2 separate regions of the Mus musculus genome follow, and region 2 is linked to region 1. Evidence: chromatin loops called from intact Hi-C (ENCODE). Cell type or tissue: heart. All regions are shown on one strand. Region 1 has its middle 61 kb from the start of Gm39205. Region 2 has its middle 76 kb from the start of Otud4.

Evidence for each region. Peaks named below come from ENCODE experiments on the same cell type or tissue, not always from the same donor. Only the 100,000 strongest peaks of a DNase experiment are listed, where the experiment ranks them.
Region 2: it touches region 1 in a loop (1.9-fold over the local background); 3 of 42 quality-filtered maps call a loop at or near these places.

The regions. Positions count from the first base shown.
Region 1 is chr8:79,498,805-79,503,804 of GRCm38, reverse strand. No RefSeq gene overlaps it. Among named protein-coding and RNA genes, the nearest start is that of Gm39205, 61 kb to the right of the region's middle. In heart, a CTCF peak has its summit at 2,306; a DNase peak (open chromatin) is centred at 2,394; H3K27ac peaks cover 38 bases.
Region 2 is chr8:79,560,910-79,565,909 of GRCm38, reverse strand. No RefSeq gene overlaps it. Among named protein-coding and RNA genes, the nearest start is that of Otud4, 76 kb to the left of the region's middle. In heart, a CTCF peak has its summit at 3,032 (motif pointing right); a DNase peak (open chromatin) is centred at 3,729; H3K4me3 peaks cover 716 bases; H3K27ac peaks cover 2,006 bases.

The sequences.
Region 1 (5,000 bases):
CACATATTAAAGAGTGAGTTAGTTACATTTCTTTGAATGTTAAAGCTATGTTGTGTGTCTCCAGGTATACCTTACAACTAATTAACACTGAGTAAAAACTGAGGAAATGAGTCGTTTTCTGAATTCTGATACTACGGAGAGGCGAGAGTGTGGTCTTTGGGTACTGTACAAACACTTCTGCTGCCGTCTGCTTTGTCCACATCTGGTCCTATGTCCTGTAGCAGATGTTAAAGCTATGATTTTGAGACTATGCCGGAGCCTAGCAAACACAGAAGTGGATGCTCACAGTCAGCTAATGGATGGATCACAGGGCTCCCAATGGAGGAGCTAGAGAAAGTACCCAAGGAGCTAAAGGGATCTGCAACCCTATAGGTGGAACAACATTATGAACTAACCAGTACCCCGGAGCCCTTGACTCTAGCTGCATATGTATCAAAAGATGGCCTAGTCGGCCATCACTGGAAAGAGAGGCCCATTGGACACGCAAACTTTATATGCCCCAGTACAGGGGAACGCCAGGGCCAAAAAGGGGGAGTGGGTGGGTAGGGGAGTGGGGGTGGGTGGGTATGGGGGACTTTTGGTATAGCATTGGAAATGTAAATGAGCTAAATACCTAATAAAAAATGGGAAAAAAAAGCTATGATTCCTCATGTCAGTGACACTGATGACAGATTCAAGACATAATGCCTTCTAGCTGGGGAGGGAACTGTACAATGGAAAAAATCTGAGAAACAAGAGCAACTCAAGACCAAACTGAACCATTCCTGCATGAGACATTGGCTAAGGAGTGAAGGGCTCAAGGAGAGAAGTGTTTGTTATCAACAAGATTGCAGCTCAGAATGTAGAATGACAATGGAGGCATAGGTACAGCATGGCTACGTCTTCTTGGTACTTCAAACTGTACTTCAGAGCAAGTCAGGATGGCACAGAGCCACCACGAGGCAGGTCCAGTCATGTCTCCCAGGCATGTGCTGACAGGAAAGAAATCTCTCATTTTATCCCCAAAAGCCTTACCCTGACATGAGCTTATCCGAGGTTCTACTATATCTTATGCAGATCATCTTTAAGTCTATTGGACTAATGATCCATAAAAATAGAACTCACTTCAGAAAAGCAGTAGAGCATTTAGTAAGTGCTGAGGATGGTGTTACTTGATGTCTAGGCACCTTTCATCTAGTAGTCACATATGTCATATGAGGAGTGTGCCAGAATTTCCCCTACTTACTGATGGGAACACTGATGCAGGACTTCATTATCGAGCTGAGTCTCTAACCCAGAACTCACACACACCAGACACCATGCTGCTGTCAAACTACAAGGATTATGTCTTGATTTAGGAAACATTCAGAGAGAAGGGAGAGGAAGGGAGAACTCACAAGACTGAGTTATCAAAGCAATGCCAGTTTGCCAAGGGGAGGCAGAGGAGGCCAGACAGGAGTCTCAGATAGTGGGAGTAAGGTCCTGACTGCTTGGGAGTGCACTGCACCAGCATGGGGGCGTGTGTGCACGGAGTGCAGGTCTCAGGCTCAGTCTGACCCTGGCTGGAAGTGGCAGGGTGTGACCTCAGCACCTGAGTTGGATGTCATGGCATGACCACTTTGTGACTCGAAGTATTTTCCTCCAAGCCTTGGGGTGGGGGTGGGGCTTCATCTGTTGTTTAAGAGAATTTTAGCAAACACTTGCATTATTTTTCCATGAATGTTATAATAGCAACAAGAGTTTCAAATCTTATAGTGCGAGCTGTGGATGCTAGAGAACATGACTGCCCCCTGAGACAGGCATACGTAGCTTTTACATGGCGCTGGGCTAACCCCACTGTGTGAGGGGAAGGATTGTGGGCCCCCCATCCACTCTGGAACAGACTCATTTCCAAAGGAAGCTCTATAGAGCTTCATGGGTTCTCTAAAAAGCATTTGAGTTAGGAGTTGTGTGGCCAGCTTCCAGAAAGTTCCCAAAGAGGAATTTCCTATGCTCTTGTTAACAACAACAAAATCAATGAGAAGGGAGTTCTATGGGGGGGGGGGGAGGAGTAGGCTGTGTTTAAAGAAGCCCAACATGGTAGTTCTTTAATCCCAGAACTTTGCAAAATAGTGGAAGGCAGATCTCTGTGAGTTTGTAGCCTTCCTTATCTACATAGAAAGTTCCAGACCAGTTAGAGCTGTGCGATGAGACTCAGTCTTAAAAACAAACAAACGAACGAACGAACGAACGAACGAATGAATGAATAAATTAATAAAATGGAGAGGCAGCCTTCAGTACAAAAAGAAAGTATGTGGCCAAAGAAACCAAAGGAGGCGCTAGCTTATAAGAAGGAGATCCCACCCGGATTCCCTGCCTATGCAGTCTGAGTAGCAAAACGAAACTCTCTGGGACTGTTTATCTTGGCTACTGAAACAGGAACGTTCCCAGGCATGTGCTTCCTGCTTCTTCCAGGAACACAGAATACATGGCACCCCACTCCGAGTCAGCAGACATTTCCCAGGGTGCTTTCTGAACTTAGTCCTAATTGGTCATTGGAGAGTCTTCTTGGATATTAAGCTTTTCTTTGTTAAAAGTGTTTTAAACATTTTTGTTTATTTGTTTACTTGTTTGTTTTGAGATAGGGCTTTTTTTGTGTAGCCCTGGCTGTCCTGGAACTCACTCTGTAGACCAGGCTGTCCTTAAACTCAGAGATCTGCCTGCCTCTGCCTCCTAAGTTACAGGATTAAAGGAGTGTGCTACCAGCTCCTGACTTTAAAGGTTTTTTGAAGTCTTGTTTTAGTTTCCTGTATTTTTATTTTTTGGGGGGGAATGAGTGTCTTGCATGTATGTATGTATGTGCACCATGCGCATGCCTGGTGTCCACAGAGGTCATCTTCAGGCTGCTATGTGGGTGCTGGGAGTCTAATACGGGTTCTCTACATGAGCACCAGCACTTTTAACTACTAAGCATCACCTTTCCATTACATTAAGCTTTTTTATCATATATCATCCGTCCATCCATCTATCCATCCATCCATCCATCCATCCATCCATCCATCCATCCATCCAGTGTGTGGAGCAGTGTGTGTGTGCCAGGGTACACAGAGGTCAGAAGACAAATTGTGAGAGTAGTAAACTCTCTCCTTCCTTCCACCATGTAGGTTCTGGGATCAAGTTCAAGTCATGGGTCTTGACAGCAAGCACCCTTACCCACTGAGCCATCTCACTGACCCAGGCTTTTCTTAAAGTTTAAATTCTGTTGGCAGTCAGCATTGATGACTGATTAGTTATTTACCATCAAGGAGTCAGCATGGTTAGTTGTCCTGGTGGTCCAGGCTTGTATTGAAGTCCTTGTGTCCAGTCAGAATCTAGTTGAGCAACTGGGGCTGATTGCTAAGAAGGAAACCCAGATGCCCATTAGATCTGATTCTGGGTTGAAGTGGTTCAGTTTCTGCCTGGGTTAACAACTGCTCTCCTCAGAGAGAATTTATCAGCAGATGAAGAGTAAACCTTTTAGTACTGTCATCGAGTGACAGACTCAGGGGCTTATAACCCCACGGCTTGAGAACTGGAGACTCTCCAAGCCAGAAACATCACTCAAGCATCTCAGGTCGGAGGCGTACTGTTCTTGGCTTTAATGACCAGTGACCTGGCATTTGGCAACTACTGTGGTACTGCGCCTTGCTTCCGCAGCAATCAGTGCCAGCCAAGTATACAGCTTGAAAGTACTGGGTACTGGGTCCTCATCTCCTAACAATAGCTAGTGCTTATAGTTCTTAGTGTTAAGGCTCTTTTGGATCTTTGGAATTGAGATCTCAGCTTTTGGGTTTGGCAGCTGCCTAGAACTCCTCTAGCCCCAAGTCCCTGCTTTGGTGGCTTCAATAGGTTCATCATCCTTCATTGGCTGTGCTGCCTCTACTTCCACTGTCTCTGACTCCAGCTACTCTCTCTCTGTCACAAAGAAGTCTGTTTGCTGCATTGCCACTTCTGACAGAGGTCCCACCATCACCTCCCAGGTTTTGCTGCTACTATGTCCACTGCCGACACTTTTCTGTCTCCTCTTTTCTGTTACCAAATCACCCTGCTGTACTTACAATAAAAATCAAGGCAAAACCAGGAAAAGATAGCCAGTTCTTGGGCCTGATATTGTTATCCCAGGGGATAGCACAAGAAGGTATCTCTCAGATGATTCAAAGGGTGAAATGACAACCACAAGAGGAAGATCTGTATCATAGTTGGTTCCCCCAAGGTTCATGGACAATCAAGGAAAAGAGGCAGAAAGGCTGTAAGAGCCTGACAGAGGTCATGGAGGACTTGACAAAAACACTGTCATCTGGACAGATCAGGATCTCAGCACTCATGAGCTCACAGCTGATGTGGGTGCCTATACAAGACCTGCCCAAGACCAAGTCAGCCAATATTCATCATGGTGGGTGGAGGGGATCACAAGAGTTCACCCCAGCTGAGGCACTTCTGAGAGTCGATGGCTTCTGGTAGAAGGAGACTCAGTTTTCCTTAAGGGTGTGGCCACTGGTAGGTCAGCTATGCTCCAGAGAATGGCCCCATGTCCATGAGTATTTGGGCCGTACAAACTGGAATCAGTGGGCTAGAACGAAAAAAAGAGAGAGAGAGAGAGATAGCACACAGTTGGGAGAGGGTAGGTCTGGGAGGGGTTAGGGGATGCGTGTGGTGTGAATACAATTGAAATCCATTGTCTGCACATATGAGCTTCACGAAAGTTTAGGGAAAGTATTATATAAATACATTCTAAAAGTGAACAGTTTAGTTACATAGACAGAAACAGGTGTGGCAAACATATTTATATCAATCATAGCATAGCCCTTTATGCAAAGAAGGAACTGTGTCTGCGCTAATCCCAACACAGTAACTCATGCAAATGAAAGATTGTGCTCACACCAAACACAGGCTTTCTACTGGCCTATGGGGAAGTGCTCCCCTCTGGCTTGAGTAAGAATAGTTGCAGGAGGAGTGAGGTCATTTAAAGTTCACTGGAGCTTGACTTATAAATTGTTCTACTT
Region 2 (5,000 bases), 62 kb before region 1:
GAGTGATTGGACTAAAGGTATGTGCCAACACTATATGACCAAGTCAATTCTTATAAAGGAAAGCATTCAACTGGGCTGACTTACAGTTTCGGAGGCTTAGTCCTTTATTGTCATGGCAGGGAACATGGCAGCATGCAGTGTGCAAGCAGACATAATGCTGGAGGAGAAGCTGAGAGTTCTACATCATGATCTGAAGTCAGAAGAAGGAAGACTGTGTATCACAATGGATGTAGCTTGAGCATAGAAGTCTGTCCCAGCAATGACACACTTCCTCCAACAAGCCCACATCTACTCCAAAAAGGTCACACCTCCTAATAATCTCTATGGGCCAACAATTCAAATACACGAGTGTATGGGGTCAAACCTATTCAAACCACCACAAAATGTAAGCCCAAATTTTCTTCTCCAAGTTGCCTTGATCATGTAAGCAGGTTAGTCAGTCAGCTGTCATACAGTGGTAAGATTCTTGATTACCACAAATAGATATAGATAGAGAAAAATGAGGACTATATGGTGAATTGGGTCAGAGTCTCTCTCTGTGTAGTGAGGCCTGCAATTTTACCCACTGAGAAAAATATTCACTTTGATGTGTGCCAATATATTAATTCATGCCTTTTTAATTAATGAAGAGCTTTGTGAAGTTCTTTTGCACCTTTAGGCAACAGTAAATCAAACAGGTTTAAATGACTTGGGGAGCTGCCTCAGTGATTAAGAGGATTTGCTGTGCTTGCAGAGGACCTGGGTCAGTTCCCAGCACCACCTGGCAGTTCACGACAACCTAGAACTCTGGTTCTACATGATATGACAACTTTTTCTGGTCTCTGGGGACTCCTGCACACACATGGTCACATATAAGCACTCAGGCACAAAGACATACTCAGTCACTCAGTCACTCACTCACTCTAAAAATGTTTAAAAATAAGAGTAAAACAGGTGTTAGACTTTTCTCTTTTATACACATAGACATACTCACACAGACACACACATGCTCACATCCTCACACACACACACATACACACACACACACACACACACACACAGGCTCACTCACACACACAGACATACACATACAGAACCCCACATACAGATCCATTCATACACACAGACACACACATACAGAATTTCACACACACAGAGACACACTCACACACACAGATACACAGGCACATTCACACACAAACATACACAAACACATGCAGACACACTTTCACAATACAGTCACACAGACACACATTCACATACATAGACATACACACAGGCACTCTTTCGCACATACAGTCACACACATACAGATACCCCACACAAGATACACTTACACACAGACACACACTCATACACAGATAAACAAGATCACTTATACATAGACATACACATACAAACCCACACACAGACACACTCAGATACAGACACACACACACAGACAGACACACATATACAAAACTTCACACACAGGCACACACACAGACATACATACACACACAGACATACACATGACACACACAAACAGAAACCCGCAACAGACAGAAACCTGCAAACAGTCACACACAGATGCACATTTTCACAATACACTCATAGAGACACAAACAGACATACACACTCATATACACAGGCACAAATGCACACACAGGCACACACACACAGGCACACACACACAGGCACACACACACAGGCACACTCACACATACAGGCACACACAGATACTCCACACAGACACACTCACACACAGACACACATTCACATACACAGACACAGTCTTTCATACACAGACACACACACAGACACACACACACACGATTAACTAAGGGAAACATGAAAGTCTTCTGAAATATGTTCGTTAATCACCAGCTTCACACAAGATCTCAGAAAGTGTTGGTATAAACCCCCGTGTACGCATATTTACTGTAGCACCATTGGTCAAAGCAAGCCACCTTGCCAAGCACAGAGAGAAGCTGGAGGGGACTCTAAGGGTGGGGATTTGATGAGGTGTGATTTCCCCACCAAGGGAACTGTTCTGGAGTTGGTAAATAGAATCTGGGTCAGCATCTATTCTGAAAAAATATAGTAATTGATCCAATTAAAATTGGCTTTTAGTATTTCTCTTTGTTCCATTACAAATCTGTGTATGTTTTAAATACAACTATAATATAGAAACTACTAAGAAGAATGAGAAAAACATCACTCAAAGCTTACTACCTAATAAAATATTTCTCAGAGTTCATTACAAATGATTCTAGAAATTTATGCACACACACACATGCACACACACACACACACACACACACACACACACACACACACTGACAGCGTCTAACTCCAGGCATAACCCGACAGCTGAGCCACCTCACCATTCCCTGGTCCTCTCATTATTCTAATATTACAAGTGGTACCTTTGCATCTAGAGGAAATGGAGAAAGCGGTGGCTCTGGGGGCCATGCCTAGGAACCTTATTTCTCTTGTCAGTGTTCTTGGAAGAAAATGTGTATGGAAGTTGGCAGATAGAGAGCAGGGGTCAGCACAGGAGAGAAGAGAACAGAAGTTAAGAATGTGAAGTCTTTATCTTTGGGCGCATATTTTCTCAGCCACCAGACTCCTTCATGGGAGGCAACAACACAGTGGCCTTGAGGAGGCTGGACGGGCTTAGGAGAAACTGAGGCTTTGTTGCCAGGAGCCCACAGTCAGTCATCCAGTTGCTGTCCTTTGTGACTGCCCCTTTCCTTTGCAGCGCTATTCTAAGAAAGATGGGTAAGACAAGAGGAAGGCAAAGTCCGGTTAACCCCTTGCAGAAAGCTGAGGCCTTTGAGAACATTCGCTAATTTGCATGGTGCCAACTTGCTCCTGTATTCCGAGGAGAGCTGAAACAAAATTCAGGAGGGAGTTAAAGTTGTAAACTAAGAAACACGAGCTTTCTAACGATCCTGATTTATTTTATTTTATTTTTTACATAAAAGTTGCACGTATGAGTGTGTGTATGTGTGTTTGTGTGTTGGTGGGGGTGTTAGATTCGAGCACATGGGTGCAGTGTCCATGGAATCCACAAGAGGGCGTTGGATTTCCTGAAACTGGAGTCACAGGTCATGGTGACCACCCAGCATGGGTGATGGGATCTGACTTGAGAGCAGAATACGCTCTTATCAGTTGAGCCGTCTCTCCAGTCCTGCTTTTGGTTTGATAAAAATGCATATATCTGTGGACAGATATTTGTTCCATAGTGTAATATTTATTTTTATTACATATGTAATATAGCATAATAGCTTGCCCCCTTTTACAGTATTATCTATATATTAATTTTATCCTAGCTTGAACTTGTGGCTTGATAGGTAGCCCGGATGAGTCATTCGAACGAGAAAAGACATGATCTCATGAGCGTTATTTTAAAAGTTTACTCCATTATTCAGAAGTTTTTATGCTTCTAGAAACATCTCTGCCTCCCCAGTGGCCATCTGAGGACAGTGAGATAGCTGCTTCAGGGAAGAGAAGAAAAGAGTGAGCTGCTGGAAGCAAGGCTGAGGGTTACAGCTCACTGCCAAGTGCTCCAGCGGGCAAGGGCGACCCTCCCAAAGGCAAGTCCCTCCTCTCAGACCTGCAAGAGCATGACTTAGTGCAGATCTACCTCAGCAGCACGGTCTACCTCAGCAGCACGCTTCCTTCTTAGCTGCAGGGAGGGTAATGTACAGGAAAAGGTGACGTAATGATTGTCTCACTTTCCTTATTCTCTCCCAGATGAATAACCATCCACAGCAGGGGTGAGATCACTCACTATTAGTGGAATAACATCTGGTGAGCTAGGGCCCCCGGCCGAACTGTTGTTGGTTTGAAGCTATATTTAACCCTCGGAGACTCCACGATTGTTAAGTTTCATGGATCACATATGCAGCCCAGCTACACGGTGAATGTCTTTTTAAAGGGCAAAGAAACGCTCCTTAAAGGATTTTAACATGCAAGCTTTACTTTTCCTTATGAAGCAAGGCATTCACCTTTCTCAAAGGGGATCCTGGGCTATTATTAGAGTGGACCGTCTCAGACATGTGGCAGATGCCCTGGCCCTCTGACTCAGGCTCGGATGCTTGCCATAGCTGTCTAAGTTTAAATTTCAAATCGCAGATAGGAATCTCTCTCCTTCAATTTCCATTCTTATCCTTAATTTCCAGGCAGGCCTGCCATGCTGACAGTGGTGAATCTTGCGGAGTAATCTATCTAATAGATTTACCGTAAATGATGAATCATCTGGTACTTAAAATCTAATGAGCAATGCTCTAAGTCAATTTGACTTTTAAAAAAATGCGACTCAGCTAAGGTCATCAGTTAAATGTGCTAATGCAGAGTAACATAGAGGCTCAGATGCATGCATAGTCACAAAGCTGGAACACTCTGGGGTCTGTCCTGTGCCAAGGCCTTTAGGGCCTTAAAACTAGGACATAAAGGAGAAATGCATAGTGGTGCATGCCTTTAATCCCAATACTTGGGAGACAGAAGCAGGCAGACCTCTGTGAGTTTGAGGCTAGCCTGGTGTACATAGTGAGTTTCTGGATAGCCTGGGTTACTTAGTGAGACTTTGGAAAATAAAATAAACAGGCAAGTCACAATATGTAGCAAACAAGACAAGAGGTCATTTCATAACGACCAGGGACAGGCCTTCAATTTCAGGATCTTCTTATTTTTCCCCCCGACAAAATGTAGTAGTACTTTGTTGTAAAGATGCTAGTAAGCTGTTCTTCCTAAAATGTAAAGAATCGGTTGTGCTAGCCTAGGCTAGCAGACACAAGGGCCTGGGTTCAATCCAGAGAGCCACAAATGAATGAAACAAATAAAAACATCAAGTGTGAAAATAACCTTAACTTATTGAAAAAAATATAGAAAATACAATTAATTCACCATGATTTTAACAAAGCAGATCTTTGGGGCACAGGTTAATATTCTTTTTCTTACACTCATTTATTTTATGTATGTGTATGTGTTTATGAGTGGGGATGTATGCATGACTTGGAACATGGTAGATATCA